Regions from separate parts of the Homo sapiens genome. Here regions 1, 2, 4, 5, 6 and 7 are each linked to region 3. Evidence: chromatin contacts called from ENCODE Hi-C or POLR2A ChIA-PET data. All regions are on one chromosome and are shown on one strand. Each heading gives the region's core, a stretch centred on a gene start or an enhancer-like site at or near the end of the contact. The rest is flanking DNA. Distances are from core to core; before and after follow the strand shown.

Evidence for each region. A loop is a pair of places that touch in the nucleus more often than their neighbours do. ChIA-PET counts read pairs that join two places held with the same protein, here RNA polymerase II (POLR2A). Pooled maps may share reads with other maps.
Region 1: a loop to region 3 is called in a map with no recorded cell type, with 8 times the contacts of the local background. The contact joins the promoter of AKAP8L here to the promoter of TPM4 in region 3. A Hi-C loop is called at or near these places in 1 of 37 single-sample maps with no recorded cell type and 7 of 50 pooled maps. POLR2A ChIA-PET finds 5 or more read pairs at or near these places in 2 of 52 experiments (Panc1 and WTC11).
Region 2: a loop to region 3 is called in a pooled map, with 2.3 times the contacts of the local background. The contact joins the enhancer-like site here to the promoter of TPM4 in region 3. A Hi-C loop is called at or near these places in 1 of 37 single-sample maps with no recorded cell type and 2 of 50 pooled maps. POLR2A ChIA-PET finds 5 or more read pairs at or near these places in 2 of 52 experiments (BJ and activated T-cell).
Region 4: a loop to region 3 is called in a map with no recorded cell type, with 8 times the contacts of the local background. The contact joins the promoter of F2RL3 here to the promoter of TPM4 in region 3. A Hi-C loop is called at or near these places in 1 of 168 maps with a recorded cell type or tissue (naive thymus-derived CD4-positive, alpha-beta T cell), 4 of 37 single-sample maps with no recorded cell type and 3 of 50 pooled maps.
Region 5: a loop to region 3 is called in a map of chondrocyte, with 4 times the contacts of the local background. The contact joins the promoter of SYDE1 here to the promoter of TPM4 in region 3. A Hi-C loop is called at or near these places in 1 of 168 maps with a recorded cell type or tissue (chondrocyte) and 2 of 50 pooled maps. POLR2A ChIA-PET finds 5 or more read pairs at or near these places in 2 of 52 experiments (AG04450 and activated T-cell).
Region 6: a loop to region 3 is called in a map with no recorded cell type, with 6 times the contacts of the local background. The contact joins the enhancer-like site here to the promoter of TPM4 in region 3. A Hi-C loop is called at or near these places in 2 of 37 single-sample maps with no recorded cell type and 3 of 50 pooled maps.
Region 7: a loop to region 3 is called in a map with no recorded cell type, with 8 times the contacts of the local background. The contact joins the promoter of BRD4 here to the promoter of TPM4 in region 3. A Hi-C loop is called at or near these places in 3 of 37 single-sample maps with no recorded cell type and 10 of 50 pooled maps. POLR2A ChIA-PET finds 5 or more read pairs at or near these places in 2 of 52 experiments (activated CD4-positive, alpha-beta T cell and endothelial cell of umbilical vein).

Annotation. Positions count from the first base shown.
Region 1 is chr19:15,417,015-15,420,508 of GRCh38, forward strand. It overlaps AKAP8L (A-kinase anchoring protein 8 like), which reads right to left and starts at 1,974. Exons shown (of 14, transcript NM_014371.4): 1 at 1,897-1,974. The coding sequence starts at 1,909. It overlaps WIZ (WIZ zinc finger), which reads right to left. Exons shown (of 13, transcript NM_001371589.1): 13 at 2,964-3,494.
Region 2 is chr19:15,303,212-15,306,935 of GRCh38, forward strand. The region is part of intron 1 of BRD4 (bromodomain containing 4); the gene reads right to left. Among named protein-coding and RNA genes, the nearest start is that of BRD4, 27 kb to the right of the region's middle. Within about 2 kb of position 1,343, at least 9 of the 41 ENCODE cell types and tissues checked have a DNase peak (open chromatin) inside an H3K27ac peak, as active enhancers do.
Region 3 is chr19:16,074,894-16,078,715 of GRCh38, forward strand. It overlaps TPM4 (tropomyosin 4), which reads left to right and starts at 1,602. Exons shown (of 8, transcript NM_003290.3): 1 at 1,602-1,804. The coding sequence starts at 1,673. RefSeq lists enhancers at 486-1,215, 1,216-1,943, 1,944-2,673, 3,592-3,811 and a silencer at 1,252-2,161.
Region 4 is chr19:16,886,663-16,890,494 of GRCh38, forward strand. It overlaps F2RL3 (F2R like thrombin or trypsin receptor 3), which reads left to right and starts at 2,337. Exons shown (of 2, transcript NM_003950.4): 1 at 2,337-2,636; 2 at 2,911-3,832. The coding sequence starts at 2,528. RefSeq lists an enhancer at 3,012-3,611.
Region 5 is chr19:15,105,835-15,109,597 of GRCh38, forward strand. SYDE1 (synapse defective Rho GTPase activating protein 1) reads left to right here and starts at 1,567. Exons shown (of 8, transcript NM_033025.6): 1 at 1,567-1,687; 2 at 3,222-3,563. The coding sequence starts at 1,600. RefSeq lists an enhancer at 3,253-3,763.
Region 6 is chr19:15,284,941-15,288,683 of GRCh38, forward strand. The region is part of intron 1 of BRD4 (bromodomain containing 4); the gene reads right to left. Among named protein-coding and RNA genes, the nearest start is that of BRD4, 46 kb to the right of the region's middle. RefSeq lists an enhancer at 1,201-1,250. Within about 2 kb of position 1,476, at least 5 of the 41 ENCODE cell types and tissues checked have a DNase peak (open chromatin) inside an H3K27ac peak, as active enhancers do.
Region 7 is chr19:15,331,061-15,334,828 of GRCh38, forward strand. It overlaps BRD4 (bromodomain containing 4), which reads right to left and starts at 1,479. Exons shown (of 20, transcript NM_001379291.1): 1 at 1,230-1,479. It overlaps LOC124904643 (a long non-coding RNA gene), which reads left to right and starts at 1,553. Exons shown (of 4, transcript XR_007067146.1): 1 at 1,553-1,588. RefSeq lists silencers at 479-528, 539-688, 719-818, 1,019-1,248, 1,479-1,578 and 2 more and an enhancer at 1,745-2,361.

The DNA.
Region 1 (3,494 bases), core at 724-3,223, 660 kb before region 3:
CAGTTTATCAAGATAAAGGAAAAACTAATCATTACTTTTTTAGCTTGGCTATCTCAGTGCCCACCCAAACCCAGAACTACAGCCTACAAGACCTAGAGCTGGAATTCAGGTTTGGTCATTAGTGACCTTGTATCTCAGTTTCCTCATCTATTAAAAAAAAGAGCTCCATTACTCAGCTACCCCACAGCACCCAACCATTCATCTTCTGGTTTCTTCAAGAGTCCTGTTTTTAAAAACCATGAAACTGTCTTCCAGTTCTTGGTAAGACTTGGTGAGAATTATATTCCAATCCCAGGGATGTCAGTAACAACCCCATAGTCTTTCCTCCTGAACTAGGAAAGCTACAGAAAGGCTCTGGCAGAGCTGCCCAACTTGGGCACTACTGATGTTTGACGCCAGATACTTCTTTGCGGTAGGTGTCATTGTGTATACCGTAGCAGGGCAGCATCCCAAACCTCCATCCACTAGATACCAGCAGCACTCCCACTCCCATATGTGACAACCAAAAATGTCTCCAGACATTGCCAGATGTCATCTGGGGCAGAATCACCCCTGGATGAGAACCCACTGGGCTGGGGGATGGTTGCTAGAAAAACTGGGGTTCTTGGAAAGCTCCTGACCTGGCAGCCAGGGTAGAGGGGACTGGCACTACCTTCTTGCCTATGCCAACATAAAGTGGTCTACAAAGGAGCCCCACAGACTCACGTTGCATTCTCAGTTCTCAAAATTCCAAGTAGAATGCAGGTTACCTGGCAACCACACACGCTCAAGCCTATAATACCCTCACCAAACAGGGAGGCCTAGTGTAAGTCTCCTGGCCGAGAAGCCTCATCAGTCACTGCCAAGGCAAACCCAGGAGGCCTTGGCAATTCACCCAGTGATGATTTACAGTCGCCCAAGCATATTGCGGGGGGCGGAGAGGGGCTCTCGGATCTGTCACCCACTCTCCCTTTCAAATCCCATTGGCCTCCCACTGGCCTCCCTGGCTGATCTTCTAACAAGCCAGGCAGTTCCTGCCCGTAAGCCTTTTACAGCAAAAGCTCCCTGGGCCAGATATCTTTATTCGCTCCCTCCATTTAGGTCTCTGCTCAAATGTCACCTCTTTACAGAAGGCTCCAACCACTCCACGTAGTGGAGCGACCCCCGCACGGTACTGACCACCCTAAAATATATCCTACACTCGCTTATTTGCCTATTAAGATCCTCGCCTCTAAGCTGCTTGAGGAATTCTTGTCTGTATTCCCAATACCCAGTCTGTACCGGACACGGTTCATTTGACAGACGCAGAGGGAATTAACATGGAACCTTGTCATTCCTTGCAGTTCAGCCCCTAGGGGCCCAAGGCTCCCCGCTCAGCCCAAACCCTTCCAATATTTACTTATCCCCCTAGGGCCTGGCGCCTTTCCCAGTTCTGAAATAGACAAAAGGGGGTGGTGGGTGGGATCGGGATGGGGGTGTAGAGCTGCGGCGTTTTTGCAGAGAAACTGCGCGGGGGAGGACGCGACAATGGCGACGGCAGCCGAGCCTGCTGCCTGCTCGCAAGGACCAAGGCCTGAGAAAGGGAAACCTAAGGCGTCGAGGTCCAGGAGCGCAGGCCAGGGACGGAGGTGGTGGGGGCGGAGACCTCGTGCGCTGAGGCCCGGACCCACGGACACAGGCGACAGAAGCCAAGACATCAGGCGGCCGGGAGCCGGGACGCCGGCTGCAGACACAGAGAGCTGAGGCAACGAGGCGTGAGGGCAGCGACCCTGAGGCGACGGGCCAGCGGCGCCATTTTGTGACCGCAGGGAAGGCAGTGACGGGGCCCCAGGGGAGGTGCGGGCAAGCCTGGTGCGGCATCCGCACGTCCCTGTCCCATCCCCCACGCAGAGCCCGACCCCACCCTGCCAGGCCCACCTGTGTAGCTCATGGTGGCGGGCAACACAACATCCGACGACGCCGGCTTCTGCTGCTCTGAACATCCGACGCTGCGATAGCTGCTGCTAACCACAGGGTCCCCTCCACACACACCCGAGCCCCGCCTCCCGACCGCATTGGCTCATACCGGCCTCGGCTTCACGTCTATTGGAAGGAACCGCTGTCTATCTCTATGCCTCCTCATATCAGTGGCTGGAAGCTGCTGGCAATCTCGTGAGAGCCCCGCCTTGTCCCCGCCTTCTGTTATTCTAAGGCCTCAGTGATTGGCCTACAGAAGCCGGCAGAGAGGCGGAGTCCTATAGAATTTGAGGGGGCGGAGCTGTGCACTACGGAAAGGCCCAAGGCCCAAGCATGGTCGGGCTGGAGGAGCGCCCGTACCCTGGAGACCCGCCAGAGGGAGTCGGGTCTACGGCTCAGGGCAGGGCTGGGATGCCAACTCCGCCACCGAGGTGCTGGGTAGGGGACCTAGCTAAGTCTCTCAAATTCTCTGGCCTTCGGCTCCAAAACAAGCATAGCAAAGCCATGTTGAGAAGAGAAAATTAAAACAGCACCAAACAAGATGCTGGACACACGTTTCAACATTACGTGACAAAGTGTGTGTAAAGAAATCATTCTGGTGCCAGTGCACTGAATAAATGTGATTAATCGTAACAAAACGATAATATATTTATATGGCATATGCTTATATGTGTAATAATTCCGTTTGTATTGTGTGTCATTCGAATGCTCCTTCAAACCTGCAAAAAGCTTTTAATCCTCACTTAAAACTGAAGCTTGGAACTCATGATTTGCTCAAGGTCCTTGACAGTTACGTGTTAAAATGGGAGCTTTGCTTCTAAAACCCTCCTGATTCACTCTGGGCTCGAGAGATCCTGCAATAGTGCAGCCGGGCACCAGTCATGTCCTCAGTCTGTTTCCTGGGCATATGGAAACCCTGCCAGGGACAACTCATAATTTCTAGAGATGACAGAGCTGCACCGAAGAGTACTTAACACGTGTGTTTGTGAAAACTCATTAAGCTGCGCAATTACGACTTCTACGCTTCGTGTGTTTTAAAACTTTTTTTAAGGTATGCTGTTTCTTTTTGATATTGTTGATTTCTTTAGGTGTAATAGTGGCATTTACAACGTTGAGAGAAACATACTGAAATACTAAGAAGTTAACTGATCTTATGGCCAGGATGTGCTTCACACAATTCAGACAGGTAGAGAGAGGAGGAGGAAGCAAGGAGCTATAAGATAAATCTCTGACAGCTGAAGACATTGGTCATGGGTTGGTGATGGATAGATGAGAGTCCATTTTACTGTTTGCTCTACTTTTGTATAGTTGGAATTCTCCATGATAAACTGTTTTAATAAAACTCCCCCCACCCAAATGAGGCTTCTGCAGAACTTGCTGCCATACGGAACAAAGCCACTTCTGATGTGTTAAGTGAGCAAACTCCAAACATGAAGCAGAGATCTGACGGATAAGCACTCTGGCTTCGGGGTTCATCTCCCCATCAGCCTCAGGGATGCCTGCCTGTCTTCCAAACCAAGGCAGGGCCCCAGGACACGTCTTCTGCGCCCTGCAGGTTC
Region 2 (3,724 bases), core at 93-2,592, 770 kb before region 3:
GAAAGTTAATACATAGCTATTCAAGAGTGTTTATGTACAGACAGTTAATCTTGAGAAATCCAAATTGTGTGGCTAGAACAAAGCTACTGTTTACAATATTTTTCATACTAATGCTTCCTGGAGGACCTTCCTTGGCCCCATGTTTAAATTTTGATTAAATGTCAAACTAGTAAAACTATTTGCCTATGCGGGGATGGGGCGGGGGGAGAAGACGGTTAGGCAACACAGTGCCAAATTCAAAACTCCGTACTAGCTCTGACAGCGAACACCTTTAGATTCAGAGGAGAAAAGTAGCCTTAAACAGGACAATTCAGCCTATCTACTGAGATCATCTTATCAAAAGGAGTAACTGTCATTACAATAAAATGCAATACAACAATACAATAAAATGCAACAAAGCCACGAAGAAGGAAAAAGGCTGCCCAGCATTCTAGCACCTATTTGCACAATTAGCCCACAGAGTTACTTACAAACAATATTCCCCTTATATAGTCTGTGTTCTGTTTTTGATGGGGCACTGAATACAGAACCTATCTGCCAACTTTAACTGTAATGCGATAACCAGAGCTCACACAACCACTTCTCGACTGTTTCTGTCAGGATGTTTCCAGTTTTTTAAGTATCAACATTACAGGGTTGAGAAGGACCAACAAGCATTTGATGGCTAATGATGACAAAGTCCTTGATCAAGATGCCAGCAAGAACATTCACCACAACAGACTCCATGCAGAATGCTTGGAGTGATGCCCTCTGAGCCCCAAAGCACTTGCTCTCACATTTGACCACCAAGGTAGGATGAAAGAGCTCAGGGTACAAAGAAATATCCACTCATCCGTCACAGTGAAGGATTACCTTCATTATGTCCTCTCCAGAGGTAAACCCAAAGTCCCTCTGATCGCTAACTTTTTTACACTTACCACATAATCCCAACCCACTCTATTCTTCCGCAAGTCATTCAGAGAAGGCATACGGTGGTGACATAAATGCTGACGACTACCAGGTCCCCCGGATCTCCAGCCGTCTGTTTGTTTGCCCACAGGAACACACAGTGTGTGCTGGCAATAACTAAACAAGCTTTTCTGCCCAAGGAGGCTGAGCTCACTCAGTGCCTCGAGGCTCCCCACCATAGTTACAAGTGCTGGCCTAACCAAGCTGTGCCTGGAATCAGCCTTGTCACTGTGCCGGGGGAGTAGGAAACAGTTAAAACACATTTTTATGCTTTCATTTCTATAATAAATGCATCAGATATCACATGAAATCAGCTCTAGGACTGACTGAGCACCTGCCTGCTATACATTTTCCAGGCCGCCAGTGCCCTGCCAGGGGATGTGCTGAGCAGCCAAACCCAGCCTGGCCATGATGCTTGTAGTAAGCTGGCAGACAATGTACGAGCAACAACTTTCCCAGTTAAGCGCCAACTTTCCCTGAGTGTCCACATGCTTAGGGAAGAAGGTTGGACTTAAACCAACAAGCAATTACTGAATGCTTACTGAGACATGGGGCTCAATGTGTCTGTATGCTGTATTCCGACCTCACAAGAACCTCGCACAGGGCAGGGATTAGGGTCTCAGTTTTGCAGCCAAGGAAGCTGATGCGAGAAGAAATCGGTAATTCATCTAAGGTCACACCTGACTCCTCACCTTATACCCCCAAAAAATCATTTCCTGATGGATCAAGGGCATGAATTGGAAGGGCAAAACCTTACAACTTCCAGAAGAAAATATAAAATATATTTCACTTCAGGATAGTGTTCTTCCCACCAACCGTAAAACAAAGATTCATAAATTCACCTACATTAAAATTAAGACCATCTTTTTTTTTTTTTTTTTTTTGAGACGGAGTTGTTGCCCAGGCTGGAGTGCAATGGCGCGATCTCAGCACACCACAACCTCCACCTCCTGGGTTCAAGCGATTCTCCCGCCTCAGCCTCCCGAGTAGCTGGGATTTCTCCCACCTCAGCCTCCCAAGTAGCCAGGCAGGAGCCACCACGCCTGGCTAATTTTGTATTTTTAGTAGGGACAGGGTTTCTCCATGTTAGTCAGGCTGGTCTCAAACTCCTGACCTCAGGTGATCCACCTGCCTTGGCTACCCAAGTGCTGGGATTACAGGCATGAGCCACAGCACCCAGCCTGAAATGTTATTTCTTAATAATAAGACTTGAAAGGTGAAACTGATCCATGGGCTGCTGTATGGATGTTTTAGCAGGCACGAAAACATTCACCTCCTTGTGCATGTCCATCAGAGGTCTTGGGTGACAAGGTGCATCACCAATGAGTTGTAATATTTTGAAAAATATTTTTTCTAAGCAGTAGGTCTCAACAGCGGGCTTAAAATATTCTGCAAATGATGCTGTAAACAGATGTGCTGTCACCCAGACTTTGTTTTTCCCTTTACAGAGCACAGGCAGAGTAGATTTAGCATAATTTAGATTTACCATAATTCTTAAGGTCCTTGGATATTCAGAATGGCTAATGAGCAGTAGCTTCAACTTAAAGTCATCAGCTACAGTAGCCCCTAATGAGAGGCAGCCTGTCCTTTGAAGCCAAGTATTGATTTTTCTACAGCTATAAAAGCCTAGATGGCATTTTCTTCCAATAAACTATTTTGTCTACACTAAAATGTTTACTGTAGCCACCTTTATCAATTATCTTAGCTAGATCTGGATAACTTGCTACAGTTTTTCCATCAGCACTTGCTGCTTCACCTTGCACTTTTATGTTTTGGAGATGGCTTCTTTCCTTAAACCTCATGAACCAACCTCTGCTGGCTTCAAACTTTTCTTCTGCAGCTTTCTCACCTCTTTCAGCCTCCAAAGAATTGAATAGAGTTACTACGGCCTTGCTAGATTAGGCTTTGGCTTAAGGGAATATTGCAGCTGACCTGATCTATCCAGACCACTACAACTTTCTCCATGTCAGCAATAAGGTTGTTTCACTTTCTTATCACTCAGGCATTCACTGGAGTCACACTTTTAATTTCCTTCGAGAACTCCTTTGCATTCACAATCTGGCTAACTCTCTGGCTTAAGCAGCCTAGCTTTTGGCTTTCAAAATATGTTATTGGCCTTTTAGCGTTGTTAAAGGGTATTGCTCTGTCATCCAGGCTGGAGTGCAGTGGCATGATCACAGCTCGCTGCAGCCTCAACCTCCTAGGCTCAAGCAATCCTCCCATCTCAGCCTCCCAAGTAGCTGGGACCACAGGCGTGTGCCACCATGCCTGGCTACTTTTTCCATTTTTTTTATGAAGACGAGGCCTCACTATGTTGCCCAGGCTGGTCTCAAACTCTTGTCCTCAAGCGATCCTCCCACCTACGCCTGCCAAAAAATGCTAGGATTACAGGCATGAACCCCACGCCTGGCCATTTTTAGCTTCTGACTTGGTGTGAGAGACGCGAGACCCTTCCTTTCATCTGAACACTTTAAAGGCTATTATAGGGTTATTAACCGGCCTAATTTTAAGACAGTTGTGTCTCAAGGAATAGAGAGGTCTGAGGAGAGGAAAAGAGATGGGAAATAGTCAGTAGCTGGAGCAGTCAGAACACAAACATTTATAGACTGAATTCACCTTCTTAGATGGACATGGTTTGTGGTTCCCCAAAACTATGATAATGACACCCAAAATCACTGATCACGAATCATAACAGATATAATAGTCTGAAACGTTGGTCACATTACCAAAATGTGACACAGAGATGAAGTGAGCACACGCTGTTGGAAAAATGGCA
Region 3 (3,822 bases), core at 352-2,851:
CCTGCCTGGCCAATATTGCAAAACCCTGTCTCTACTGAAAATACAAAAATTAGTCAGTCGTGGTGGTGTGCACCTGTAGTACCAGCTACCGGGGAGGTTGAGGCAGGAGAATCACTTGAACCCAGGAGGCGGAGGTTGCAGTGAGCTGAGATCGTGCCACTGCACTCCAGCCTTGGTGACAGAGCGAGACTCTCAAAAAAAAAAGTCAGATCCAGGCATGAGCTGGATATGATCACCCTAATCCAGAGTTGGGGGCCCAGGGAGGGAGTTTCAGCCTGGAGGTGACAGAAAAGTCTTCTTGAGCCAACTCTAGACCGGTGTGGTGGGGGGTGACAAAGAGAGGTGATGGGGTCTGTGGTTTGTAATCCATAGGCCTGAGCTTCTCAAACTAGGAGTGATGGGAGGATAGGACTCTTGGGATAAACAGAGGACTGAAAATTTAGGGAAAGTAGGGGACATTTTTATTAAAATGAACATGGCCTATATGCAAAAATTTTAAAGATTTAACCCGAGCCTTCAAAGAAAGTGATCCTGTAGGGGCGAGTCTCTTCTAGCCAAGCTCCCCAAAGCCCAGAAATGAGGGACTAGGTCTGAGCCCTTCAGCCCTTCAGAGTATTTTGGTAAGACAGTCTAAGAACCACTGCCTTGGGCCATAGGGAGCCATAGCAGGTTCTAGGCAGAAAGAGGGCAGGCGTATTTGTTAGAAAGTTTCTCTGACCCCGTGTTGGGGTCAGAACCAGAGGGAGAAAGGCTGGGGACAGGGATGGGCGGAGGGATCCACGCGCAGAGAATGAGATTGCTTAACTCCAGATCATGGTGAGGCTGCACCTCTGAAACTGGAATGTGTGTATTTCTGGAAAACATTTGGAGTCTTCAGTTTCCCAAAAGCTGCCATTGATCTCCCTAGAGTACTGGGGACCCCAATAAGCCCAAAACAGCTGGTCCTCAGGACGAGGGAAAGATGTGAAAATCCCACTATCAGGTAGCATGGATGGCGTGGTGCATGCTATCGCAACCCCTGTTCTACAGATAAGGAAACTGATGCCCAGAGAGAGACGGAGGACTCTTGTGAATATTGGGGGGGACCGCCCCTGCACCTCGGGGACGTGACCCCCCCCCCAGGCTGACCCGTTCCTCGCTCTGTCGTCCCCAGGTGGAGGAGGAGCTGACGCACCTCCAGAAGAAACTAAAAGGGACAGAGGACGAGCTGGATAAATATTCCGAGGACCTGAAGGACGCGCAGGAGAAGCTGGAGCTCACGGAGAAGAAGGCCTCCGACGTACGTGTGCAGGGATGCGGGAGCCCGCGGCGGGGCCAGGCCGGAGCCCCGGGGCCGGGAAGGCGGGGAGAGCCGCAGGGGGAGGAGGAAGAGGAGGAGGAGAAGGCGGCGCCTCCCAGCGCTTTCTCCAAATAAGTCCCGAAAAGGGGCACTTTCCAGCAGCTGTGGCCAGCGGTGCCGACGTCAGGCCCTCCCCCAGCGGTGCTGACGTCGGCGGTCCGGCCGGGTGACCTCATCGCCCCGACGGCAGCCGGCCCGGGGGGCGGGGAGAGGCGGGGGCGGCCCCCGCGCAGGCAAAGGCTTGGGGGGCCGGGGCGCGGCTGTGCAGCTCTCGCCGGAGCCGAGCCCAGCCGAGCGTCCGCCGCTGCCCGTGCGCCTCTGCGCCTCCGCGCCATGGCCGGCCTCAACTCCCTGGAGGCGGTGAAACGCAAGATCCAGGCCCTGCAGCAGCAGGCGGACGAGGCGGAAGACCGCGCGCAGGGCCTGCAGCGGGAGCTGGACGGCGAGCGCGAGCGGCGCGAGAAAGTGAGCGCCCCGGCCTCGGGCCCCGCACCCGCAGCCTCCTCCCCCGCGCGCCCTCCTTTCTTCCCGGCTTCCCGCGCTGCCCGCCCGCGCGCAGTCCTCGGGCCGCCTTTTTACGCCCTCGGACGCCGATCGCCGACCCACATCCCTGCGCCCGCAGCCAGGACCCCCTACTTCCTCCGCCGTCCTCCTTCCTGGGCCTGGGACAGGGGAGGGGGCGCCGCCTCCGGGTCGGGCGGGGCCGGCCAAGCGGGAAATGGGGGGATGGGGCGGAGGGGGTGAGCGATCTCCGGGTGGAGAAGTGGAGCGGCGGGAGGGGGCGTATCGTGCAGGCTCCGACTCCGGGGCTGGCGCCGGGGTCCCGGGCCGAGGGGAACCCGCGACCGGACTTGTGGGGGAGAATGAGGATGAAAACGTGGAGCTTCCATTGTCTAGGGTTTGACCGGCCGACAGGGATTTCGACGGGGGACCGGGGATCTGGGGAGGGGGTCGCACTTTCTCGCCTCTTTCGCGGCTTCCCGGCTTCTGCTTGCTTCCCTGACCGTTCCCAGGGGCGCGGCGGCGACGTGTCTGCTCCAGGCGGCGGGGGGGATGGGGGGTGGAGGAAGTTCAGCCCCAAGCCGCCCGCCTTTCTCCAGCTGATTCCTGCGGGAACCGGGGCGGCGGGACCCTGCCTCTCTCCAGAAGGCCCCGGGAACGCTGGCGCGGGGCCCTGAACCCACGATCGTTTGAGCGCCTGCTGTGCGCCTCCGCCGCGAGTCGCAGGGCCCGAGATAAACAATGGGTCTGAAAAAGGAGGGAGTTTCACCATCCTCTCTGCATCATCCTCCTGGCTGTCCCTCGGGACAGATGGTGGCACCGCCAGGGTCTGGGGACAGATTTGGATTCTGGTCCCATATCATGCCACCCACAGGCTTCATGACTTGGTATTTGCTCTCTAGGAGCTTTTTTCCCATCTGCGAGTAGGACTGATAAGAATCCCGACCCCCCAGAGTAGCAGGGAGGGTCCCAGGAGTAAATCTCAGGCGTGGAGCCTGGCGCTTTGTAAATAATCAATTGTGTTGTTGTTTTTTGTTGTTTTGTTTTTGAGGCAGTCTCACTCTGTCGCCCAGGCTGGAGTGCAGTGGTGCGATCTCGGCTCGCTGCAACCTCCACCCCCCGAGTTCAAGAGATTCTCCTGCTTCAGCCTCCCGAGTAGCTGGGATTACAGGTGCCCGCCACCACGCCCAGCTAATTTTTTTTTTTTTATTTTGGATTTTTAGTAGAGACAGTGTCTCACCATGCTGGCCAGGCTGGTCTCGAACTCCTGACCTCGTGATCTGCCCACCTTGGCCTCCCAAAGTTCTGGGATTACAAGCGTGAGCCACGGCGCCCAGCCTCAATTGTGTTTTCTCTGCCCTGGGAAGAGCTCATAGACAAATGGAGGCAGGGGAGCTGACTCACTGATGGAGCGAGGTCTGCATTCCACGGGTTTTCTGTGCAGTTATGGGAGCATGACAGGGGAGGCTCCAAAATGGAGGTTGAGCTGGGTCTTATAGAATAAATAAGTTTGCTGGGACCAGAGACATGGGTGTGCACAGACTCAGAGGCAAGAAAGTTGTATGATGAGGGTGGGGGGGTGTGCGGATAGAGGTTGAAGCCCAAAAGCCCTGAAAGTTCAGTGTTGAGGCTCAGGGTGGGGACCCTAGAGAGGCAAAAGATGCCCAGCCAGATGGAATTGGTGGTGTGAATTGCCAGGACTGGAAAGAGCCCAGATGGGGGCTGCAGCATGGGCCTTGGTTGAAGCCTCTAATCCTGTAAGGGCTGCTTTGGCCCAAGAGGCCTTAGAAACCCGGTGTAAGCCTCAATCGGTAGCCGGTCTGGCCTCTTTCTCACACTTAACCGACACAGCTCTTGCTCTGATCTCATCCCAAGTCATCTCGCTGGAGGACAATTAACTCGGCTTCAAAATGGCCCTCAGCCTGGAGCCAAGATTTAGGAGCAAGACCGTCTAGTTGGGAGAGAAGATGTTTTTGGAGAGT
Region 4 (3,832 bases), core at 1,087-3,586, 810 kb after region 3:
GAAATTCCTAGACATGGAACCCTTGAGTATAAGGGCATGTGCGTCACTATGTTTTTTTTTTTTTTTTGAGACGCGTTTCACTCTTGTTGCCCAGGCTGGAGTGAGGCTGGAGTGCAATGATGCAATCTCGGCTCACTGCAACCTTTGCCTCCCATGTTCAAGTGATTCTCCTGCCTCGCCTCCCGAGCAGCTGGGATTACAGGCATATGTCACCATGCCTAGCTAATTTTGTATTTTTACTAGAGATGGGGTTTCTCCATGTTAGTCAGGCTGGTCTCGAACTCCCAACCTCAGGTGATCCACCCGCCTCTGCCTCCCAAAGTGCTGGGATTACAGGTGTGAGCCACTGTGCCTGGCTTTTTTTTTTTTTTTTTTTTTTTTTTGAGTCGGAGTCTCGCTCCGTTGCCCAGGCTGGAGTGCAGTGGTGTGATCTCAGCTCACTGTAACCCCTGCGTCCTGGGTTCAAGAGATTTTCCTGCCTCAGCCTCCTGAGGAGCTAGGACTACAGACGTGCGCCACCATGTCTGGCTAATTTTTGTATTTTTAGTAGAGACGGGTTTTCACCATGTTGGCCAGGACGGTCTCGATCTCTTGACCTCGTGATCCACCCACCTGGCCTCCCAAAGTGCTGGGATTACAGGCGTGAGCCATTGCGCCCGGTCGTGCATCACTATTTTGATGCATCATCTTCAAACCACCCTGCCCCAGCATCACTGGACTGCCGGTGTGCCCAGCCTCCCCTGCACAGCTTCCCACTCTGCTCACAGAGAAGACGGTGGAGGGGGGAGCCCAGGCGTGGGTTTTCCGTGTGCTGAGGGTGTCCTCAGCCACCTTTTTCCCCAAGTCATTGACGTGAAGCTGATTTTCTCATTGGTGGCCATGGAAACTGCCCAGAAATGGGAGCAGGGCCTCTGAGACCCTGCCCCAGCTAGACTCTCTCTCCAGGCTTCAGTGTCTCCTCCTGGAGCTGGGTGTTGACTCTGTCCAAGACTCTGCTCAGTCACTTCCTGGCTGATCCCCGAGTGCTCAAGTGTGTGATGAGATTAGGGCTCCCCCAGGCAGGAAACGGCCACATTGGACCCCTCCCTCCCCCATCCCTAGTTCATTTTATTTTCCCCAATCCTCATGGCTCCCAACTAGGCCCTCCTGCTCCCAGACCCCCCCAAGCCCTGTCCCCCATCCCCTGTAGCCCAGCGCTGAGCACACTGGGGCCAGAACCACCCATACCAGACTCCCCCAGGGCACGACGGGTTGAGGCCTCTCTGAGGCAGGGAGGGACAACACTGAGGGGCCTTGTGCAGAAGAGGGAAGGGGTACCCCCCCGAGCTTCAGTTTCTTCATCTGCCCGATGAGCCCCCATCCAATGGTACCCAGGAGTGGGGATGTGCTGGGGCTAGAGGAGGGAGGCCCCCTGGAGGCTGGCTTGGGGACCCTTCAACCTGGCCACCTCACTCAGGGTCAGAGGTCAGAGCAGGCGAGCCACACACCCCGAAGTCCCCCCGGTCCTCGGCAGGTGCTGTCCCCAGCATCACTGTCTCCCCTACAGATGCCCGTGTGTCCCCTGGGCAAGAGTGAAGTGAGGCACTCATACAGGGGTGCCTTGTGAGTATGGGGTCAGCCGAGGATGCTGAGGGGCTCTCGAGGTTCAGCCAGAGTCCCTGACGCTGGGCTCGTGCTGCTCTGGGGGTCTGAAGGGACCCTCGCTATTACCCTCTGGGAGGCGCCCATCCTTGGTTTTTTTTTTTTTTTTTGCCGAGTCTCGCTCTGTTGCCCAGGCTGGAGTGCAGTGGCAAGATCTCGGCTCACTGCAACCTCCACCTCCTGGGTTCAAGCAATTCTCCCACCTCAGCCTCCTGAGTAGCTGGGACCACAGGCATCTGCCACCAAGCCCAGCTAATTTTTGTATTTTTATGAGAGATGGGGTTTCTCCATGTTGGTCAGGCCGGTCTCAAACTCCCAACCTCAGGTGATTTGCCTGCCTTGGCCTCCCAAAATGTTGGGATTACAGCCGTGAGCCACCGTGCCTGGCCTAGCAGGGCTCTTCTTATCCTGCTCACCAGAGATAGGAAGTCGGGGGGTGACTTCAGGAAAGGCCCAGAGCCCGTGATGGGCGTGGGGATTGGGGTGAGGACAGGGCTGTCGTGAGAACAGTGGCTGCAGATGTGAGCGGCTGGCAGGAAGTGGCCACTTGAACCGCAGATGCTTCCTGGGCTGGTCAGGGACCGGGGGTGCTGGCTGCAGCTGGGACCCCCCCCCCTGCATCTTGCTGGCCTGGCACCTGGGTCCCTGGGAGGCGCCACACTGGATATAGCCACGTGGGGCAGCCCGGTCTCCATAACCCACACTCCAGTCCTCCCACGGGCTGGCTGGCAAGCGGCCCTGGTGGGTCTGCGGGGGCAGGGGCAGCCTTCCTGGTTTATCTCTACCGGCGCGATCTGCTCGTCCGCCTCGGCTCCAGAAGCTGGGGCTCAGGGTCCGGCGAGGCAGGAAGCCTGAGGCCACAGCCCAGAGCAGCCTGAGTGCAGTCATGTGGGGGCGACTGCTCCTGTGGCCCCTGGTGCTGGGGTTCAGCCTGTCTGGCGGCACCCAGACCCCCAGCGTCTACGACGAGAGCGGGAGCACCGGAGGTGGTGATGGTGAGTGGTCCTGGCTTTGGGGTGCAGAGATGGGGTTACATCAGAGATGGAGCTGGGGGCCCGGAGCTGGGGAGGGGGAGGCCGGGAAGTTGCGGGCTTCAGCCCAGCCCACTCTGTATCCCGTCTCTGACCCCATAGGGCTGGGCTATTCCCTTGAGTGTCATGTCCAGCTGTTTCCCACCAGGGCAGACCCCAGGCTCTGAGCACCTCCCTCCCTGCTGCTTCTCGTCACCTGCCGAGGCAGGGGCTGACTGAGGTCCCCTCTCTCTCCCAGACAGCACGCCCTCAATCCTGCCTGCCCCCCGCGGCTACCCAGGCCAAGTCTGTGCCAATGACAGTGACACCCTGGAGCTCCCGGACAGCTCACGGGCACTGCTTCTGGGCTGGGTGCCCACCAGGCTGGTGCCCGCCCTCTATGGGCTGGTCCTGGTGGTGGGGCTGCCGGCCAATGGGCTGGCGCTGTGGGTGCTGGCCACGCAGGCACCTCGGCTGCCCTCCACCATGCTGCTGATGAACCTCGCGGCTGCTGACCTCCTGCTGGCCCTGGCGCTGCCCCCGCGGATCGCCTACCACCTGCGTGGCCAGCGCTGGCCCTTCGGGGAGGCCGCCTGCCGCCTGGCCACGGCCGCACTCTATGGTCACATGTATGGCTCAGTGCTGCTGCTGGCCGCCGTCAGCCTGGATCGCTACCTGGCCCTGGTGCACCCGCTGCGGGCCCGCGCCCTGCGTGGCCGGCGCCTGGCCCTTGGACTCTGCATGGCTGCTTGGCTCATGGCGGCCGCCCTGGCACTGCCCCTGACACTGCAGCGGCAGACCTTCCGGCTGGCGCGCTCCGATCGCGTGCTCTGCCATGACGCGCTGCCCCTGGACGCACAGGCCTCCCACTGGCAACCGGCCTTCACCTGCCTGGCGCTGTTGGGCTGTTTCCTGCCCCTGCTGGCCATGCTGCTGTGCTACGGGGCCACCCTGCACACGCTGGCGGCCAGCGGCCGGCGCTACGGCCACGCGCTGAGGCTGACCGCAGTGGTGCTGGCCTCCGCCGTGGCCTTCTTCGTGCCCAGCAACCTGCTGCTGCTGCTGCATTACTCGGACCCGAGCCCCAGCGCCTGGGGCAACCTCTATGGTGCCTACGTGCCCAGCCTGGCGCTGAGCACCCTCAACAGCTGCGTGGATCCCTTCATCTACTACTACGTGTC
Region 5 (3,763 bases), core at 317-2,816, 970 kb before region 3:
TGAGACCAGTCTGGGCAACATGATGAGACTCTATCTCTACAAAAAGTAGGGAAATTAGCCAGGTATGGTGACACATGCCTATAGTCCCACTTGCTCGGGAGGCTGAGGCAGGAGCATCACTTGAGCCCAAGAGGCTGAGACTGCAGTGAGCTGTGGTGGTACCACTGCACTCCACCTTGGTCTAGTTTTATATATTTTAGGGAGACATGAGACAGCAATCAATATATGTAAGATGCACATGGGTTTGGTCTGGGAAGGCAGGACAACTCAAAAGTAGGGAGAAGGCTTCCAGGTTATAGGTGGATAAGAGAGAAACAATTGCATTCTTTCGAGTTTCTGACTAGCCTTTCTGAATATGCAATTTACAGAGATAGTCACTTATGCCTTAGTCTGGCTTAGTGAAACAAATAGGTAAGGAAGCGATCAGATATGTGTTTGTCTCATGTGAGCAGAGGGACAATTTTGAGTTCTGCCTGTCCTTCATCCATAAGGAATTTCCTTGTAGGCAAATTGTGGGGGAGGTATGTAGCTTTTTTTTTCTTTTCTTTTCTTCTTTTTTTTTAGACGGCATCTTGCTCTGATGACCAGGCTAGAGTGCAGTGGTGCAATTTTGATTCACTGCAACCTCCACCTCCCGTGTTCAAGCAATTTTCCTGCCTCAGCCTCCCAAATAGCTGGGATTACCAGTGCCCACCCACCATGCCTGGCCAATTTTTTTTCTTTTTCATATTTTTAGTAGAGATGGAGTTTCACCATGTTGGCCAGCCTGGTTTCGAACTCCTGACCTCAAGTGATCCGTCGCCTCAGCCTCCCAAAGTGCTAGGATTACAGGAGTGAGCCACCGCGCCCAGCTAGCTTTTTTAACCTTGTAGCTATCTTACTTAGGAATAGAATGGGAGGCAGGTTTGTCCTACACAGTTACCAGTTTGACTTCTTCCTTTTGGCTCAGTGATTTGGAGGTCTCAAGATTTATTTTCCTTTCACAATCACGACATGGTTGTTTTACATCATTACGTTTGGGGATGGTTTGTCAAACAGCAGTAGTAATTGGAATTTGGAGGTGAGAGAATTGAGTGGGGAAAGAGTGGCATGGGGAGACCAAGGAAGAAGCTTGGGGTGGGGTGGGTAGTGGGGACGGTCATTGAAACGAATGACACTACGGCTTGCACCAGGTTGAAGCAGTACCTGGCAAGGAGAGAGAGGATACGTGGAGGCTGCGATTTGGAGACAGACCCAAGAGAACTTCCTGGATGCCATCACCCAGAGTCCCATCCAGGGAGGGTGGGTGAGGTGGAAGACAAGGGATCGGGCCTGCGCCACGATCGTCACGTCCCATCGAAGCTGGAGCGGATCCGGGCACCCGGAGCCCCCATTCCAACCCCTCCCGGCCCCAGGCAACTACATCTCCCAGCATCGCCCGCTCGGGCCGCGGGAAAGGGGAAAAAAAAAAAAAGTTTGGGCCAAGCATTCCCGGAATGTGCTTCCTGCTGGCGCGGGGCGGGGGGCGGGCGGGGAGGCCCGGGCGGGGCGGGGAGGGCGCGGGGCGGCGCGGCCGGAGCCCGGGGCGCGCACTCGGCTCGGCCCGGCCCGGGCCGCAGCATGGCCGAGCCGCTACTCAGGAAAACCTTCTCCCGCCTGCGGGGCCGGGAGAAACTTCCCCGGAAAAAGTCGGACGCCAAGGAGCGCGGTAAGCGGAGATCGGTGGGGAACAGGGGGCGCCGAGCCCCACCCGGCCTGGGAGCGGGGTCCCAGGGCCCCGAGGACAGACGGTGGGGGGGATCAGGGGGAGCCCCCCGCACCCCGCTGCAGACTGGGGTGCCTCCAGCCAGGGGAGGGTAGGGGTCCTGGAAGGAAGGGGCTGGGAGGGAGGGGGGCGCGGACCGTTATGTGCTGCTGGCCGGGGATGCCAGCGCTGCGGGCTCCTTGGGAGGCCCGGGAGGGGGCCTCGCCCACGACAGGAAATGGGGCCGCGACTGAGGGCCTGGAGGGTGGAGGGGAGGAGGGGCTGGGAGGCCGGGACACTGGGGCCCAGTCGGGCTGGGCAAGGGGCATCGGGAGCCCTGGAGGCGCAGGATGGGAGATGGGAGGCGTACTCCTGCAAAGGAAAGAGAGGGGCGGCCCGTCAATCAGAGTAGCTGCCCCCTCCGCCTCCCACCTACTAACAGTGACGGCAACTGCGCCTGCCTTAGCCCCAGGAAACTGTCCCTTTTATACAGATGGGGAAACTGAGGCACGGAGCAATTGGGTCATGTGCCCAGGGCCATCGACTTAAACAGCTCTTTGGACTATGCTACAAACAGAGACCCTAGAGGGTGGACATCAGAGGTGGCCAGAGGAGGAGTTCAGCAGGGTAGCAAGTAAAAACCTTAGAGAAACAGCTGCGTGGGATAGGGGGACCCAGGAAGGAAGGAGTTAAAGGAGGAAGGCCAGACCATTCCATGGACGTACCCCTTCCCCCCAGGCCTTCCCAAAGATTCCCAATGTTCCCAGGGAAGGGAGAAGGGACAGAGATGCCCAAACACAAACACACACAGGAAACAGCCCAGGACATGAGACAGGAGAGGAGGGAGGGAAGGGGAAGTCCCAAAGCATTGAGCGTGGGGGGTCTGGCCTGGGCTGAGGGACAAGGGCCCATCCCAGGATGGCGACAGAGTTTGGAAGACAGGAGGGAGGGTAAAAGGGGCAGGGGACTGGGAGTGACTGTGCTGCAGGGAATAGAAAACCCAGCTCCTCACTCCTGAGCACGTAGTGCCTGCTGTGGGCTGTATACTTTTCCAAAAGGCTCCTGGAAGCCTCCCTGGACATGGAAATCACATCCCCCCATTTCACAGGAGGATACTGAGCCTCAGAGAGGGAAGCGACTTGCCCAAGGCCACGCAGGTGCAAAGCTCCATGCCACGGTTATTGAGAGGGTAGAGGAAGTGGAGACTGGAACGCAGTACCTACGGGCCCCAGGAAGCCTGACTTAGAACCCTGAGGCTGCAGGGATGGAGTCCCCTTTTGGGATGCCAGGGACTGAGTAGGGGGTGCTCTAAGCTGATAACTGAGATCGCTAGCCTGTGGCTGCCTATTCCAAACAAAACAGCAGGATCCAAGGAACCATGACTTATCAGGGGCCGGCCAGGGCCGTACACAGCATCCCACCCACTGATCAATTGCACAGGGCTGCTCTGCAGGCAGTGAGGGGCTGGGTGGGTCTCACTCCCCTTGCTCTCTGCCAGGCCACCCAGCCCAGCGCCCAGAGCCCAGCCCTCCAGAGCCAGAGCCCCAGGCTCCCGAAGGGTCCCAGGCCGGAGCAGAGGGGCCCTCCAGCCCCGAGGCATCAAGGAGCCCTGCACGGGGAGCCTACCTGCAAAGCCTGGAGCCCAGTAGCCGCCGATGGGTGCTGGGTGGGGCCAAGCCAGCTGAGGACACCTCTTTAGGGCCTGGGGTACCTGGCACTGGGGAGCCCGCCGGCGAGATCTGGTACAACCCCATCCCTGAGGAAGACCCCAGACCTCCAGCACCTGAGCCCCCGGGGCCACAGCCTGGCTCAGCTGAGTCAGAGGGCCTGGCCCCCCAAGGTAAGAACAAGCTTCCCATCCCCTTCCCCAAGGTGAGCACCAGCTCCACATCCCTTCCCTTCAGGGTAGCACCAGCCTCACACTCCCTCCTCCCAGAGGAGCACCAACCTCACACTCCTTCCCTTCAGGGGAGCACCAGCCTCACATCCCCACCCCGTCAGATGCTCCCAGAGGAGCATCAGCCTCACACCCTCCTCCCC
Region 6 (3,743 bases), core at 226-2,725, 790 kb before region 3:
ACTGACAGGCGAGTACATGGAGGTGCTGGAGAGAAAAGACACAGAGCATGCCTCATCTCCTCACTGTGCACACCCTTCCTCCTCTCTCCAGCCCCTGCAGGCAGCAGCCACTCACAGAGCAGCCCTGGGTGCTGTGCCACAAGGGAGCCTTGGATGCAGCCAAGTTGGCATCTTGCAGACTCAAGAGTCCATCACACAACCTAAGTTCACTCCCCTGCAGATGTGGCCAGCTTGTCCTCTGAGTCCACTGAGGAGTAACAGCCACTTAACTGGTAAGGAATTTTCAGACCAATAGAAACCAAAACCCAGGGCAGCGACTATCACACTCGTATGGAACCTGTGGCAGTCCCTAGGAACGCCTCACCACCTTTCTACTAAAAATCTGATTAAGTTCAGGAGTTCAGGCCCAGCCTGGGCAACATGGCAAAACCGTGTCTCTACCAAAAATACAAAAGATTAGCCAGGCTTGGTGGTGCACGCCTGTGGTCCCAGCTACTCTGCCCAGCTCCAGCTACTTGGGAGGCCAAGGAGGGAGGATCGCTTGAGCCTGGGAGACAGAGGTTGCTGTGAGCCGAAATCACACCACTGCACTCCAACTTGGGTGACAGAGTGAGACCCCATCTCAAAAAAAGAAAAAAAAATCTAAGGATGTAGAAATAAGGTGCATCACACATAAATAAAGCCTTAGACTAGGGTCTAGCATACAGAATGAAAAAATTTTAAAAAGTGCACATCCCTGAGTAGAAAAGAGATGGCAAGATAACATAAAACTTTGGCTAATTTTTATTACTACTTTTTACATTTGTTTTTCCCAACTCCCTGAAATACCATCAACATAGTTATCAATCAGGAACTAAAGGGAAAAAATACTTTAAGGAGGACTTAAATGGCCAGGGGTGGGTGGGGGCACGAAGCACAGCAGGAGAGACACCTGGCTTAGTTAGGATGGTGCCCACTCTGAGTTTAGTAACTGCTTTAGGAGGCGTGTGTGAGGAGAGCCAGAGAGCAACATGCTGGCAGCATGAGACCCACTGGCCTTCCCTAGCTCCCTAAGTTATTCCCAGGTTCTCCCAGATGCCATGCTAGGCTTGCCTCGTCCAGGGAGGGAGCCACCTCAAGGAGGTGCCCCATTACCCTCTCCTAAGTCCCAATACCCTCCCACCAATTCTTCCCACGCCTCTGTCCTATGGACCTAAGGCCAAAAGCCAGACAAAGGGGGACAAAGGTCTTTCCTCAGGTATCCAGTAACACAAATCAGTCCAGTCCCCTCCACCCCGAGCAGATGAGAAAAGGAGCATAGCCCCTCCCCTGCACCGGCCTAACATGGAGGAGCCAACACAGTGCTGCAGCAAGACCATAATCAGGCACCGTGGTACTCACAGGCTGGAGGCCTTATTAGCACAGAAGACGAGAAAGAGACTTCAGCAGCAGAGACAGGGAAGTAATAGGGACATCAGGTGGAGGGCATGGGAGAGGAAGGTGGCTGCTGCACGGAGGAAGTGAAACTCCATACTTGCACATCTGCGCATGTCCAACAGAAATACAATGTGGCTACTCATGCCATTTTAAAATTTCTAGGAGCCACATTAACAGAGAAAGCAGGTATGCTTACCCAAAATACCATTTCGACATATAAACGTGTAACATTTTTTTCCTTACTAAATCTGTGAAATCTAAGTGTGCATGCCCCACAGTCACAGCACAATTCAGGTGCTAAATTTTCACCCAAAATATGTGATCTGTATTTAGATTCCATAAAACTTGCAGCTGAAAAAGTAGATTCACATACCCGAGGTGTCCCCAACATATCTGGATGTTTTTCACTAACTAAACTGAGCATCAGCTTTGAAAATTAATTAGAATTTGATTAAAGTAAAAATTCATTTCCTCGGTAGCACTAGCCACATTTTTTGATGCTCAAGAGCCACGTGGGGTTAGTGCTGACCTCACTGTGAAAATCTAAGAGGTTTCACTGGCTAGGAGGCCAAGGGCAGGCATTTTAGGAACTCTGCTCTGGGGCCACAGGGATGGGGAATACTACACATTCAGGCTGGTTAGACCCCAGTCAGTTTCCACACCTACCACTTTTATCACCCACAGATCCACCTGTGCTTTAAATCAACCTGCTCAACTAAAATATATCTATTTAAAAGAAAACATTAACATAGCATTAGTATTAACACATCACCTGTGTGAATGGGGGAAACATATGGGAAATCTCAACACAGGATACAATCATTGTTGAGTTTCCTGTATGCAAAAAAATGTTTATGCGGTTTTAGAGGACAGTGCCTTTATTCTTTTTTTTTTTAAGACACAGTAAAAACTTTAATAATCTTATTTTTATTATGGTAAAATATATGTAACATAAAACTTACCACTTTAACCATTTTTTACTGTATAGTTTGGTGACATTAAGTGCATTCACGCTACTATGCAATCACTATCTAGCTCCAGAACTTTTTAATTTATGTATTTATTTTCTTTAAAGATGGGGTCTTGCTATGTTGCTCAGGCTGGTCTCAAACTCCTGGGCTCAAGCAATATTCCTGCCTCAGTCTCCCAAAGTGCTGGGACTACAGATGAGCCACCACAACTGGGCGTTTCAGAACGCTTTCACCTTGTAAAACAAACTCTGTAACCCATATATCCACTAAACACTAACTCCCAATCCCTGCCTCTGGCAACCACCATTCTACTTTCTGTCTCTGTGGAAGTGACTCCTATAGGTACCCAGCGTGAGTGAAACCACAAAGTATTTGTCTTTTTGTGGTTGTCGTATTTCACTTGGCATAACGTCTTCTAGGTTCATCCACATTGTAGCACCTCTGAATTTCTTTTTTTTTTTTGAGACAGTCTCCCTTTGTCGCCCAAGCTGGAGTGCAGTGGTACGATCTAGGCTCATTGCAACCTCCACCTCCTGGGTTCGGCGATTCTTGTGCCTCAGCCTCCCGAGTAGCTGGGACTACAGACACGTGCCACCACGTCTGGCTAATTTCTGTATTTTTAGTAGGGACTGGGTTTCACCAACTTGGTCAGGCTGATCTCAAACTCCTGACTTAGATGATCTGCCCACCTCGGCCTCCCAAAGTGCTGGGATTACAGGTGTGAGCCACTGTACCTGGCCTGAATTTCATTCCTTCTTAAGGCTGATTAATACTTCATATTTTGCCTATCTATCCATCCATCAATGGACACAGGTTGCTTCTATAATACCTTTTGGCTACTGTGTATAGGGCTGCTATGAACATGGGCGTACAAATACATGTTTCAGTCCCTGCTTTCAAAGAGAATGCCCTTAAGAAATGTTTGCTGAAGTACACAGAGGTAATATCACATCTGCAACTTATTAAAAGGATTTATGGGTGGCTGGGAAGGATCGCTTGAAGCCAGGAGTTTCAGGCTGCAGTGAGCTATGATCTGCCCTCCAGACTGGTGACAGAGCAAGACCACATCTCAAAAAATAATAAATAAAAATAAATAGAAGAAGAGGAGTGAAACACAGGATCCAGTTATAAACTTGGACAATCACCCATCAAAAATCAGCTCCTTCCCAGAAGATGTTTATAAGGCACAGGCAGAATTCATCCGGAACTGCAGACACTGCCCTAAGCCCATCCACACCCTCCGCTGGCTTCTCCTGCTGGTGTGCAGAGCACAGAACAGCTTCACAGTCTTCCCTTGTTTTTACCAAAGCAGCCGAGCAGCTGGTGCTACACAGGCTGGTGCACTGCCCAGCAGAC
Region 7 (3,768 bases), core at 229-2,728, 740 kb before region 3:
GTCACTAGCATCCAACACACACGCAGAGAAATGAACCCAAGACCAGACACCCCACCAGGCTGCACGAAACGTAAACAAGTAAACAAGCAAATAAAAATCTTAAAAAAACAAAGCGTAGTCTTGAGTAAAAGGGAGGTCAGCCACCCAGGAGAAGCACATGACTCATGCACCGGCCTGAACTAAAGTATTTACACCGTCCACTACAACAGAGTGGGGTTTCCCATCTTCAAGCAAACCCAAGCCTTGGGGGCATCTCAGCCGAGTGAAGCCATGCTATTTCCGTTTGGGAGGAGGGGGATCATTTTATTTCGCTGAATCACAACTCCCCCACATCCCCACCCCAAATCACCACAATCACCACCACCACACAACACTGCAAATAAAATAGGCCGTTGCAAGGACGCCGGCGAGCACGGACCGAGCAAAACAAAGCGCCCAGCAAGGGGCTGCCAGGCTGAGAGTGGGTGCGTCAAGCGGGCCAAGCTCGCCTCCAGGGCACCGCTCCCGCCCTGAGGCCTGGCCTCAGACCGGCGTGCAGCCGCAGCCACCTCCCTCCGCAGGGGACCTGCCCCTTTCTCCGCAGCACTCCGGGGACCGCCGGGAAGGTGAAGAGATGGGGGTGGGGGCGCGCTGCCCCGGCCCAGGCAAAACGACCTGGGTGCCAGAAGGAGAGCGCGCCGGCCCCGGCCCACGTGAGCGCCGCGGCCGAGCCCGCCTAGAGGACCGCGGACCGGGACAGCTGCGCTCGCGGCCCCCGCGCCAGGCCGGGACTTACCCGGGCCGGGCGCGCCGCGGACCCCGCGGCGGCCGCTTCCTCCTCCTCCTCCTCCTCCTCACTTAACAAAATGGCGGCGGCAGGAAGTGCCGGGCGCCTCGGCCCGCCCCCCGCCCGCCCCCGACCGCCGGCCCCGCCGCGGCGCCCGCGCCCCCCACCCGCGCCCCGCCGGCCAGCCCAAGCCCGGGTCCGACGGCACCAAAGGCAGGACAGCCGCGAGCGACCCCGCCGCCCCGACACCAACGGCGCAGGCCGCCCCGGCCCGGAACGAACGGCGCGGGAGGCCCGCAGGCCCGAGCCCGCGTAGCCCCGGCCTCCCCGCCCCCGCGCCGCGCGGATGGCGTAGGTGGCGGCGCCCCGGCCCCATTACGCAATGCAGGTTACGCGGACCGCGCCGCGAGCCTCCGCCAGCCGCCCAGTGTCGTCCGCCGCCCCAAAGGGCACCAGTCCTCACCTGAGACGCTAGGCCGCACGCCGCCCCCGCCGGCCGTCCGCCCGCTGCCGCCGCCCCCTCCCCGAGCTGCCTGCGCGGCGCCGGGGCCCGCCCGCCGCTCTGCCGAGCTCACAGGCCGCGCTCGCCCGCGGGCACCGCCGGCAGCCGCCGCAGCCGCTGCCGCCGCCACTGCTTCGGCTCCTCGGCTGCGGGAGACCAGAACAAACAGCCCAGCCGCCGCCGCCGCCGCCGCCGCCGCCGCCAGCGCACTGACGTCACCGCGCACGCTGCGCGCGCGGCCCCGCGCCGCCGCCGCCCGGTGTGCGCGCCCCGCCCCCGCGCCCAGCGCGAACGAGCTCTGGAGAGACAGTGGCTGCGAGGTGAGTGGGGGATACCGCGGACTGAGGGAGGAGACCCCGCAGAGCGAAGGAGCGGGCTGGGGGAAACGGGCGGACTGCAGGCTGGGCCTGCGGGAAAAGATCTGAAGGCTGAGAGAGACATCCAAAATACTAAGAAAGGTCTGAAGACAGACCCTCACAGGGAGGGAGGATGGTGAGGAGGGACCCCACAGACTGATGGAGGAGGCGGAGGAGAGAGCCCTAAGGGGGGACCCCAGGTAGGGAGGCTGAGGCGAGAGAGCTGCGATGGGGGCGCCGGGGCTGGGGTGAAGTGGAGGAAAGGAGGTGAGAGGAGGCTGCGAGCAAGGCCGAGGCGGATCCTCCTTGGCTGCCCCTGGGCAGGGAGGTAGCACCTTTCTCCTCTTATGCCCCCCTGTTGATCTTCTTCCAACCCACCTTTTTAAAAAAAGGGACATGGTCTTGCTCTGTCCCCCAGGCTGGAGTGCAGTAGTGCAGTCATAGCTCACTGCAGCCTCAACCTGCTGGCCTCAAGCGATCCTCCTGCTTCAGCCTCCCAAGTAGCTGGGACTACAGGTGTGCACCACCACACCCAGCTAACTATTTTTTGTAGAGATGGGATCTCACGATGTTGGCCAGGCTGGTCTCTGTCTCCTGGACTCAAGCGATCCTCCTGCCTCGACCTCCCAAAGTGCTAGTATTACAGGCGTGAGCCACCGCGCCCAGCTCCTTCCCATCCTTAAGACTCAACCCCAAGTCAGACCAGGCTCGGTGGCTCACACCTGTAATCTCAGCACTTTGGGAGGCAGAGGCAGGAGGTTGGCTTGAGGCCAGGGGTTGGAGACCATCCTAGCCAACAGAGTGAAACCTCGCCTCTACTAAAAATACAAAAATTAGCCCCGTGTGGGCCGGGCGCAGTGGCTCACGCCTGTAATCCCAGCACTTTGGGAGGCGGGCAGATCACGAGGTAAGGAGATCGAGACCATCCTGGCTAAGACGGTGAAACCCCGTCTCTACTAAAAATACAAAAAATTAGCCGGGTGTGGTGGTGGGCGCCTGTAGTCCCAGCTACTCGAGAGACTGAGGCAGGAGAATGGCGTGAACCCGGGAGGCGGAGCTTGCTGTGAGCGGAGATCGCGCCCCTGCACTCCAGCCTGTGCGACAGAGCGAGACTCCGTCTCAAAAAAAAAAAAAAAAAATTAGCCGGGTGTGGTGGCGCATGCCTGTAATCCCATGCCTGTAATGCCAGCTACTCAGGAGGCTAAGGCAGAAGAATCACTTGAACCCGGGAGGCGTAGGTTGCAGTGAGCCGAGATTGTGCCACTGCACTCTAGCCTGGGCGACAGAGCAAGGCTCTGTCTCCAAAAAAGAAAAAGACTCAACCCTAAGTCAGCTCCAGGACGTATGTGCCTACTCTACATGTGTGAGTCCGAGGGGAAAAAACATCATATGACCTCTTCTAGGGCTTCCAAAGCACCCCACCTGGCCACGGAAGAGCTTAGTAAACATGGGGTAGTTTTGAGATTGCTAAAAGGAGGAAGTTAGGCATATGTCTCTTGTAGCTTAAAATAATACTGTGAAATTTTTCAAACCTGGAAACAACCACTTCTCTTTCCTTTTATATATATATATATTTTTTTTTTTAAGACAAGATCTTGCTCTGTCACCCAGGCTGGAGTGCAGTGGCTGGATCATAGCTCACTGTAACCTCAAACTCTCAGTCTCAAGTGATCCTCCCACGTCAGCCTCTTTAGTAGCTGGGACCACAGGTGTGCGCCACCGTGCCCAGCTAATTTTTGTATTTTTGTGGAGAGGAGGTCTCACCATGTTGCCCAGACTGGTCTTGAATTCCTGGGCTCAAGCGATCCACCTCCCTCAGCCTCCCAAAGTGCTGGAACTACAGGCGTGAGCCACCGCACCCAGGCCATTCTCTTAGCATTTTGTATTCCCATCTTTTAAAAATGGAAAGCAGGCTGGGCGCGGTGGCTCACACCTGTAATCCCAGCACTTTGGGAGGTCGAGGCAGGTGGATCACCTGAGGTCAGGAGTTCTAGACCAGCCTGGCCAACATGGTGAAACTTCGACTCTACTAAAAATATAAAAATTAGCCAGGTATGGTAGCGGGTGCCTGTAATCCTAGCTACTTTGGAGGCTGAGGCAGGAGAATCACTTGAACCCAAGAGGCAGAGGTGGCAGTGAGCTGA